Regions from separate parts of the Homo sapiens genome. Here region 2 is linked to region 1. A link is a loop called in an ENCODE intact Hi-C map of the cell type or tissue named here. Cell type or tissue: heart left ventricle. All regions are shown on one strand.

The links. Hi-C counts contacts between places; a loop is a spot of excess contacts. Peaks named below come from ENCODE experiments on the same cell type or tissue, not always from the same donor. Only the 100,000 strongest peaks of a DNase experiment are listed, where the experiment ranks them.
Region 2: a loop joins it to region 1, with 2.6 times the contacts of the local background. A loop is called at or near these places in 8 of 110 quality-filtered maps.

What each region holds. Positions count from the first base shown.
Region 1 is chr2:220,684,842-220,689,841 of GRCh38, forward strand. No RefSeq gene overlaps it. Among named protein-coding and RNA genes, the nearest start is that of MIR4268, 780 kb to the left of the region's middle. RefSeq lists an enhancer at 2,428-2,722. In heart left ventricle, CTCF peaks have their summits at 2,573 and 2,772; a DNase peak (open chromatin) is centred at 2,600.
Region 2 is chr2:221,072,359-221,077,358 of GRCh38, forward strand. No RefSeq gene overlaps it. Among named protein-coding and RNA genes, the nearest start is that of EPHA4, 500 kb to the right of the region's middle. In heart left ventricle, no CTCF peak of the experiment used is centred here; no DNase peak of the experiment used is centred here; H3K27ac peaks cover 1,735 bases.

The DNA of each region.
Region 1 (5,000 bases):
AGTTTCTTCTGACCCAACTATCACATCCATCATCATTCTGAAGGTTTAAAAGCCTGAGTCACTAAGTCATAGAAACTAAATTGGGGGAAACAGAAGCAAAACAAAGACACTTGTGGCTAAATACATTCAGGTGTCTGTGAGGTACCAGGTGTTAGATTTGAGTTAACTCCTTTTCCAGATCGGAAAGGACCCTCAGGTCTCCCTAGATCTTTGTCATTTGGTCTGACCACCATCAACCTTTCTTTCTGGCATCATCTTGGCTCCACTTGTCCCCTGGAAGGAAAAGATCTTTCTTACATAAACTCAGTATTTTATCTCTCTGAATTCAGACTGACTTCGCAGTTGCTCCCATCCCCAGTGTCCTAGACAATTCTAGGGTTCCTGGTAGGGCCTGACCAGTCCGTGGCAGCTTTTGTGACATGCTGATCATTGTCTGATACATGTCCCTAGCCAGCTTAAAGCTGAATGTCTCTAGCTCCCAGCCATCGACCTCAGTGGTGGTCCCACCTCATGTTGCACTATTCTCTTCCTTGTCAGCCCTCTGTGACAGCTTAAGGTGGAGTGCTCTTCTCCCGCATCAAATCCCCTTGTATCCTTCTTTCCACCTAGTGAATGACTATCTCCATTCTACTTGAATGTAGAAAACGTCAAGGATTGACAATACAGAACTCACTGACTGGCCAAGCATCCAGTCCAGATTACTTCATCCATAATAATTTCCCTGGGATGTGTATATGTGTGAGGGGAGGATGGGGCTAGGGTTGCGTAGCAGAATCCCAGAGTCTCCATTATCACTGTGTATTCACATAAATGAAATATGTGCTACAGTCATCATTATTATAAATTGAAAATAGTTATTGAACACTTACGGTGTGCCAAGCATGTAAAAATGTTTTTCATAATTTTACAATTTTAGCTCTAAATGTCATAATGTACTGCCCTTAGAAAAAAGATGCCAGTTCTCTACATTTGCAGAGCATTAGGCTTGATATGACATTTTTCCAGAGCTCCTTCTGGTTTCCTCAATAGAAATCACCACTCTGCCTCTCTTGACTTAATGCGGGAATATTGCCTGTCTCTCAGACACGTACACACACAGGCACACAGCCATGTGCACACGCACACACACACACACACTCACACACGATTTTCAATTTCCTCCTGCTTTGTGTTTCATCGGGGTTACGGTCACAGCGGCTCCCCTGCGGGCCCCCCACTTTGTTAGCATTCTGATGTTCACTTATCAGTGAGTGAATCAAGAACAACACATCCCCTGGTAAATTGGGAGTTTAAAAGGTGTAGTCACAATACGACAAAAAGTGCACATACGACATTATGAGCCAAAGTGAAGTTTTTGAGCAATGTAAAAAAAATAAAATAAAATAAGCATTTTTCTGCAACATTTCTCACCTAAGAATAGCAAAGTTGGAACATAAAGACAAATTTCTTAAGGCTCCCAGAAAGCCCAGGATTTAAAGAAAGTGAAAGGAAGCATAGATCCCACCTGTGCCTTGACCCATTTTCTGAGATAATAAACCAAAGATCCCCTGCCTCCTCACTCGCCACCCCCCGCCCAGAAAAAAAACTCATGATGTTACACAGAATTCTTTATTATTTCCACAATTTGTCAATACCCTATTTTCAATTTTCCCATGGAGAAGGAATTTCTGCCTGGTTGAAAGGAACATAAAAAAGCTATCTGGATATAATTCTGCTAAATACCCATGATTTCATAATAAAGCACTCAATTTAAATAGCTGTTCTCCAGGGCACTGATTATGGTATTTCCTCCTTAAACTGAACAAATTTCCCTTCCCTTTTCACAGATAAGTGCCAAATCTTAGACATAACAACCTGCTTTTATAAATTCAGAGTATTTCTAGAGTGGCAGGACATCAAATCTGAAATATGTAATATCACCAAACTAATGTTTTGGTTTGTCCTCAGAGCCCAAATCATGTTTTAAATCAACATCAGCAAGCACTTTACTAAAGATCTCTGAAGAGTTAAAAAGATCATATAGTATGGCACATAAAAGTAGCATATTTTCCTGGTATATACCTATTTAACGGTGTTAATTATATAATCATGGATTTAATGCATTTGAGTTTTACTTCCTTTTTTATTGGGAAGCAACTAAAATATTTTTCTTACCTTAAAGATACTCTATTATATAATAGGACTATTAAAGCACCTCAAATATCATAATATGTTTAGATTTATCCACATTTGAGACTTCCAAAAGTCATTATTCTTGAAATATGTATTATTTTGATAGATGTCCATTTTAATTATTTGAAAGATTCAACTTTAGACTCCACCTTAGGGGAGGCCTTTGATCTAGGCTAGTTGATAATTAATGTCCACAAATTCAGTATTCTCTTTGGACTATTTTCTCCCTTTCCATGCTTGTAACTTTTAATACCTGGTGCTTACACCTTACGAAGTTTATTTTAGTGTACATGTCCTTCAGGATGGATTGTTATTAAATTGTAGTAACCAACAACCCCCAAACTGTAGAGAGGCTTCCGACGAGGAAGGTGGATTTCAGTCATGCTGTACTTCCATCTGGAGTCAGCAGGGGGCTCTGTTCTACACTGTTCTCTCTCCGGGGCCCAGCCCGCCCAAGCAGGACAATCTAAAATATTGCAGATCATGGTCATGAAGGGAGGGAACATGGTGAATCATACACCGGCTTTACCCAGAAAGTAGAAATTTTTTTTTGGTTTTTACCCAAAAGCGAGACACAAATCTTTTGCTCACATCCTCATGACCGAAACAAGTAATAATGTGAAGGGGTGCAGCAATGCCATGGTATCACGTGCCTGGATGAAGGGGACCCGGAAACGCTAGTGAAGAGCATTAAGGAGCCATCCCGTTCTGAAATACATAGTACACTGTCCTTTGCACGTGCAAAATATGCTCAGCCTTTTTTTTTCGGGTGAGACAACCCAAAATTGCCATTCGGTCACAGCATGTAGCTCAAAGTGCAGGATCTCTGGGTGACAGGAAGGATGGGAAGTCTTCACAGCAGGGGGTGAGGTGCAATAGTCTGTAAGTCCAGTGCCAGTTATGCTCCCCACATGCTCAGGACCCCAAAATGGAGCAACCAAAGGACTACTGAAATAAAGACTCGCATTCAGACAGAAGAATGGGGGCACACACAGCAGACATAGGACTGGCTGTAGCAACTCTAAATTCTTATTTCTCAAGTATTTTGAGGACTACCTTTACATTTTTATTTTTTGAGACAGGGTTTCACTCCGCCACCCAGGCTGGAGTGCAGTGACACGATCTCTATTCACTGAAACCTTGACTTCCGGTGGTCAAGCTCCCATCTCAGCCTCCCAAGTAGCCGGGACTACAGGCATGCACCACCACACCCAACTAACTTTTGTATTTTTAGTAGAGACAGGTTTTCACCACATTGCCCAGGCTGGTCCTGAACTCCCGAGCTCAAGTGATCTGCCCACCTTGGCCTCCCAAAGTGCTGGGATTACAGGAGGACTACCTTTAATTAGGCACTGTTTTCACTTCCTGGAAGTAACCCCCTTGTCCTTGGATCTCTGTGGCTCCTGGTTCTGCCCTCTGGGAGAGTCCTCCTCTCCATTACTCTCCTTCAAATCCAAAGTGGGTATCCGAAGAATATGCCCACCTGAAAACTGAGCAGTCTTCTTGCCACACTTGCTGCCTGCAGACAATTGGGGGTCCCTGGGTCATTTGGAATTTCAAACAGTCAATCAATTTTAATGTAAGTTGATGATCCTTTTGGTAGTATAACTCCCTCAAAAATTAAGTTGGCTTCCTATATACTTGACAGTGAGCTCTGTCTCAACCACAGTCCTTTTAGAGACAAAATTCTGACATTCTTTGGCTTTCTCATGCTCATACCTTTCGCTTCCTGCTTCATTAAAGCTCTGCTGAGCCCATCAAGCTTTAGTGGAAGAATTACATACTTAGCCTCCTTTTTGTTCAATTGAGTGGATTTAATGGACACCACATCTTTGGTGAGACCTTTGATCTGAGACCCCTTAATTCTTTCAGTGATTTTAACAGTAGGTGTGAAGGCCGTACTCTAAATTTACCTTTGTGAAAAGGCTACATGTTCTTGCCTTTGTTCCTCTAAGATTTTTCAGTTTTATCTTTTGCTGTTAAGGAATGAAACACAGATGCTACTTCAAATTCTAAATGTTCTCTAATTTATGGACTCCCTCTATTTCCTTTCACCTTATTGCAAATTTCTCATTTGTTCTCTGGGCTTATCCCTTTTTCTGTAATATACCTTCTGAAGCAACCACCAGCAACCGATACATACTAGCAGTTTTCAATCTCTTCCCTTAAAGCTACCAATGCATTAGGTACATAATCTGCTGCCCAGACTACTGTGCGGTTTTTGAGACAATTTCACTAAAGGTTTCACTGTGGTATTGTGTTGGTCATCACCTTGTTTGCCTTCAGTGATAGCTTCCGTGTCACCTGTTGCCTGAACACTAAGCCACTGTCATAGAGTTTGGGATTGTGGTCTCATAGTACTCCCCTTCAAGTTTCCATTTTCTGTGTTAATCCAGAATGACTGGGTTAATGCTGAGGCAAGAAGAAATTTCTCAAATCTCAGTGGCTTAAAACAACACAAGTTTATTTTCACTGGTTCTACATGTCCATCTCGCAACCTGAGGAGGCTGTGCTTACATATGTCTCACCTAGAGATCCAGGCTACGGAGCCTCCACTATCTGCCCTGTCCTCAGGAAGAGGGAAGGGTGTGTAGTGAATCAAGGATAGGCTTTTAAGATCTTCTGCCTTGAAGTGGCCATTTTGAATCATTGGCCAAAGAAAGTCACATTGTGGTGCCTAATTTCAAATGGTTGCCGGGAAGTGCGAAGTCCTTCCTAAGCACGCCGTAAATCCTTTAATACTAATTTCCGCTTCATCTCTGAGCATTTGCACATGTTGTTTGCTCTTCCTGGAACATCCTTTCCTTTCTCTCCTCTGCCTTATAAAG
Region 2 (5,000 bases), 390 kb after region 1:
TTTCTAATCTACATCTGAGACCACCTCAGCCTGGACTACATTGTCCATATCACTAACAACATTTTGGTCAAAGCCATTCAACAAGTCTCTAGGAAGTTCCAAACTTTCCCACATCTTTCTGTCTTCTACTGAGTCCTCCAAACTGTTCCAACCTCTGCCTGTTACCTAGTTCCAAAGTTGCTTCCATATTTTCAGCTATCCCTATAGCAGCACCCAATTCTTTGTGGTACCAATTTACTGTATTAGTCTATTCTCATGCAGCTATGAAGAAATACCTGAGACTGGGTAATTTATAAAGGAAAGAGGTTTAATTGACTCACAGTTCCGCATGGTTGGAAAGGCCTCAGGAAACTTACAATCTGGTGGAAGGGGAATCAAACATGTCCTTTTTCACATGACAGCAGGAGAGAGCAGTGCAGAGCAAAGTGGGGAAAAGCCCCTTATAAAACCATCAGATCTCATGAGAACTTATTTACTATCATAAGAACAGCATAGGGGAACTGCCCCCATGATCTAATCACCTCCCACGAGTCCCCTCCCCTAACACATGAGTATTACAATTCAGATTACAATTCAAGATGAGATTTGGGTGGGAACACAGAGCCAGACCATATCACCTAGTCTACTCTAAAAGAATCACCCAGCTGACTCAAAAACTCATAAGCAGTGATAAACACTTGTGTTATGCCATAAAGTTTTAGGTATTTTGTTAGGCAACAGCTCATTGATATTGTTGCTTATATTAAAAAATCAGGAAGTGAATGGAAGGAAACAAAGATATGATTTTCTCTTTTCAAGAGGAAAAAATTTCTATGCTGTGTTTTCAGACTACCTATTATATTTGATGAGGGCCAGTGCTTATGTTCTGTTAGCTTTGGATATGAGAAATAACCATGACAAAAATGACAATAGCATTGAGAAATGACAAGCTAAGAATTCCAAAGAAACGTGGGTGGAGCTTATACAGATGGGAGAAACTTTTGCATGCCTAGTGATATTTTGTAAAAGGATTTTCAAATCTGTACTATACATTCGGGCTATGCATCTTATTATGCTATACATTTCATTAGGCTATAGGCTTCATTAGGCACTTGAATCAAGAATCTCATTACATACTCCAGACACACATCTCATTATGCCATGCATCTCATTAAGCTCCCAGCCAGGAACAGATGTAAAATAGACAAATTTCAGCGAGGCTTTGATTCCAGCCCACATGGCATTCTCATCAACAACCAAGCAAGGGTGGACCAACAATTGGGTGATTTTTGAATGACACTTGACAAAGAGGAACCAGCTCAATCAGGCACTATTAAATAACAGGAGAAAAAAATAACTTGGTGTTACATTCCACTTTGCTGTCCACTCTGGGAATGTGTTTCTACTGTCAATCAGGAATCATCTATCAGTAAAAAGCCGGAGATGGGGTAGAAGAGGGCATGTGTCTGTAACACTGCAATCATCTGTCATGAGGCAGGCACTCAACAAAGGGTAACATCAATGTCACCTTGGTTTTGGCTTCAACACAATTGTATCTGTTCTGTGTCCCTAGCTGTAATTCATTGTTTGGCATCTTCAAGGATAGGTTCCCTGATGACGTTCCTGGTTAAGTAGTACTTTGGTCACAAATGATAAAAACCCAACTGACTAATTTAAGACTAGCATGTACTGAGGAGCCCAGAGGTGTGGCAGATTTCAAACCTGACTTTATGCAAAGGCTGAAACATCCGTAAGATACATGTCTCCTTATCTTTCAGTTCTCCTTTGCTTTGTGTTGGCTTGATTCTTACACATGTTTTCCCCATGAGATGGTTTCAGGAGGCTGCAAGCTTCCATCATCCTCACAGATATCAGTTCCAGTGAAAGATAGTGTCTTCTAGGAAGAGATAATCAAATCCCAGGGGATGACTCTCACTGGTTAATTGTGGGTAAAATAATTGTTCAGCCACTAATTTCTTTGTGTCACAGGGATGGAGTAACCTGAGTTCCCAGCTTTGCGTTGTATGCCTTCCCTAAATGTAGTCATGGATTAGAACTGAAAGGAGGGCTGGACAAACAGAGAATGCTCAGTAGACAAAAAGAGGGCTGGACATACAGAGAATGTTCAGTAGACAAAAATACCACATCTACTATGCCCGCTCCATCCTGAGAATACTCAGGTCTCGTGCAATACATGTGCAGTCTGAGAACCCGGGGCTTCTTTCCTTGGTCACCAAGAAAATATTTGTCACTAATATTCAAATAAGTGATGTATTTTAAGCAATTAGGGGGCTATATAAGTGCCTTGGATGTTTCTGGGGCTCTTATGATGACACCAAATGTAAATATTGTCATTCTGTGGAAACTAGACTAGACAGTAAACCACCAACAGATAGTCTAATTTCCATGTGCCAGCAAGTATTTTATTTTGAACGGCTAAAATATTTCATCTTACCACTTCCTTATGCTTGAATATCTTTAGAAAGGGTTAAATTAGGGAACATAAAAAACACAAAAAAAAACAGAGGAAAGATAATTGATTTAATTTCACACTCAGGTTCAAATGTTAAGTTGAATGCCTTCTTGAGAGTAAGTTTGGGTAGGAAAAGTAAAGGAGAGTCCTCAAGAGTATCAGATATTTAATGGTAAAGGTAGAAGGGCAGGTAAGAAGACGTGGAATAAAATGGAAGAAGCATGGAGAAGGTCAGACAGAACTGAAGGAAAATTCCTCAACTTTATGGTTTGCCTAGGGCTGTCCCCAGGTAGCACTCTGCAACTCTGAATAAGTAAACATTTTCTCTAATCCGAAAGGATAGTAGTTTTGTTAGATAGGACTATAAAATGATGTCTAACCAGAACCAGTTATTAAATATTTTCACTGGACTTTTCTAGACAGTATTACTCTGAAAAGAGTGGGTATCAATGCAGTCTTGACCTTCTGGGTCCTTGTGAAGTTCTTTGCCTGTGAAAATATTACAGTTTAAACATTCCCTCCACATTCCTTTGACATGAAGTGCTGTATCCACTGATTGCCCAGAGTAGACAAAGTGGTTTCCTTTTCTAGCTTCGTGGGGTTTTTTTCTTTTCTTTAGAAGATCATTTGGCAGGAAGATGTTAAAGTGGAAGAGAGGTTGGAGTAACTGTTATGGGTCAAATTCTAACTTCATGTCGTCATGGGCTCCCTCTGGTACCAAGATTCACTGAAAACAAAGGCATGAACTACTTCTAATCTGCAGTCGATTTTTTTTACCCTAAGAACACCCTAGAATAGAGGAATTCAATACATTCATGGCCACAGAAGCAATAAACTTCCACATACTTAAAAAAACTCTCATCAAGTCTTATTTATTAATAAATAATAAGCACAAGGACTAATGAAGTACAAATGATAAAAATTTTAAAATGATCGTTCTTTTCCTTTTGTTTGGTATGATTTGTCCTTGAGCTTTTTTGGTTTTACTCTTTCAATTAAAATGCTTGGGTTCTCATCACACCATTCCTGAATGCAAATATCAGTTGGTTTAGTATTTAGCTTCCTAGCTCTTTCTTGGCTCTTGGAAACATACCCTTATTCTCTGGTCCATTCTTCACCTACAGATGATTAAGAAAGATAATTTTTATGTAGTTAAAAAAATAGGACACATGCTCCTTATAGACATTCTACTACAGATTCAGAACCAGAAGCAAGCTATTCTCCCATTTTGTCTTGTAAGTGCAATTTTGAAAACATAGACTGAGTTGTAATTACAGGATTAAGGGTAAAAGTCAACTTGTTTGTCTGAGAGATTTGTTCCCCCAATTGTCCTGAATACAAGGACATGAAATCCTGAAAGTCTATGCATGGCATATCACCTCCTTACTTTCAAGTTTCTGGACAATTGGGTAGATGGGCTTTGCAATGGATGTTCATGATTGTAACAAGACAGCCCACGATTCCATTTCCAAATAAGGCATAGGAGACAATTCTTTTGTTTTTCTCCTGCCATCTTCTTTATGCAGGAAAAAAGAGTAAAGGATAAAATTAACAATTATGCAGCCAGTAAATTTCAAGGCAATAGTGAGAAACAAAAGGGTCTTATCTGATTGTCCATCTCATGCCTTTCAGGAGAACCTATTAGCTTGGAACACAGTCACCTGATGGTATATGTGGCACACACACACACACACACACACACACACACACACACACACACACAAATATAATAGAGACTCTGGATTTGGAGTCCTAGACCTATGCAATATCTTCACTCTTCAAAACAGTCCCAGGATGGCACTTTCCTGTCTCCATTTTGTTGTGAATCCCTTGGATTTTATATTACATAAACTATAAATAATATTTAGACAATTAAAGCTAAAAGGATTTCTTCACTTGGTTAAGGTGGTAGCATATGTAGGCATTAAAAAAAAGGCATTCTGACCTTTAGGTGAACAGTAGAACTTAAAATGCTATTGCTAGAATGTGGCATGGGGAAAGCGTGATTTAAATGTAAATCTTTTATCTCTAAAGCCATAAAAGACTATGCCTTGGAGGTATGAGAAAATACAAGCTCTAACGTGGAGCGTATAAAAAAAATGAAAACATTTAGCACAGCACCAAATCTGCTTTTCTGAACTGCATTTTTGCTCACAAAATACGTAGAGTAGATGGAATTTTATTTATGTTTAAAATGAGCTGTTCTTTAACTGTTTAGTCTCTGGTTCCTTGGCCTGGTTCTCGAACTCAAGACATCAGTGCACCCTGTGAATGTGCCTTTCTCCTTCTCTTAACCTCCAAGCTCCTGAGGTGCCTTTCAGCCTGTCCCATGGATGTCCCCATGGGTGGACCTGCCCCCTGAAAGCTCTCCAGTCTGTCTCTCACCTCTGGGAGCTGCAGAGATAGCCAGGAAGGATGGTGTCAATGTTGAAGGTCATATCTCTATTTTCACATTCCTTGACTTGCCCTATACCTTTGAGAGAAAAGAAATAAAATCCTGCAATTATTTGGACCAAGCCTTAGGTAGGACTGGGCTTGTGACAGGTTT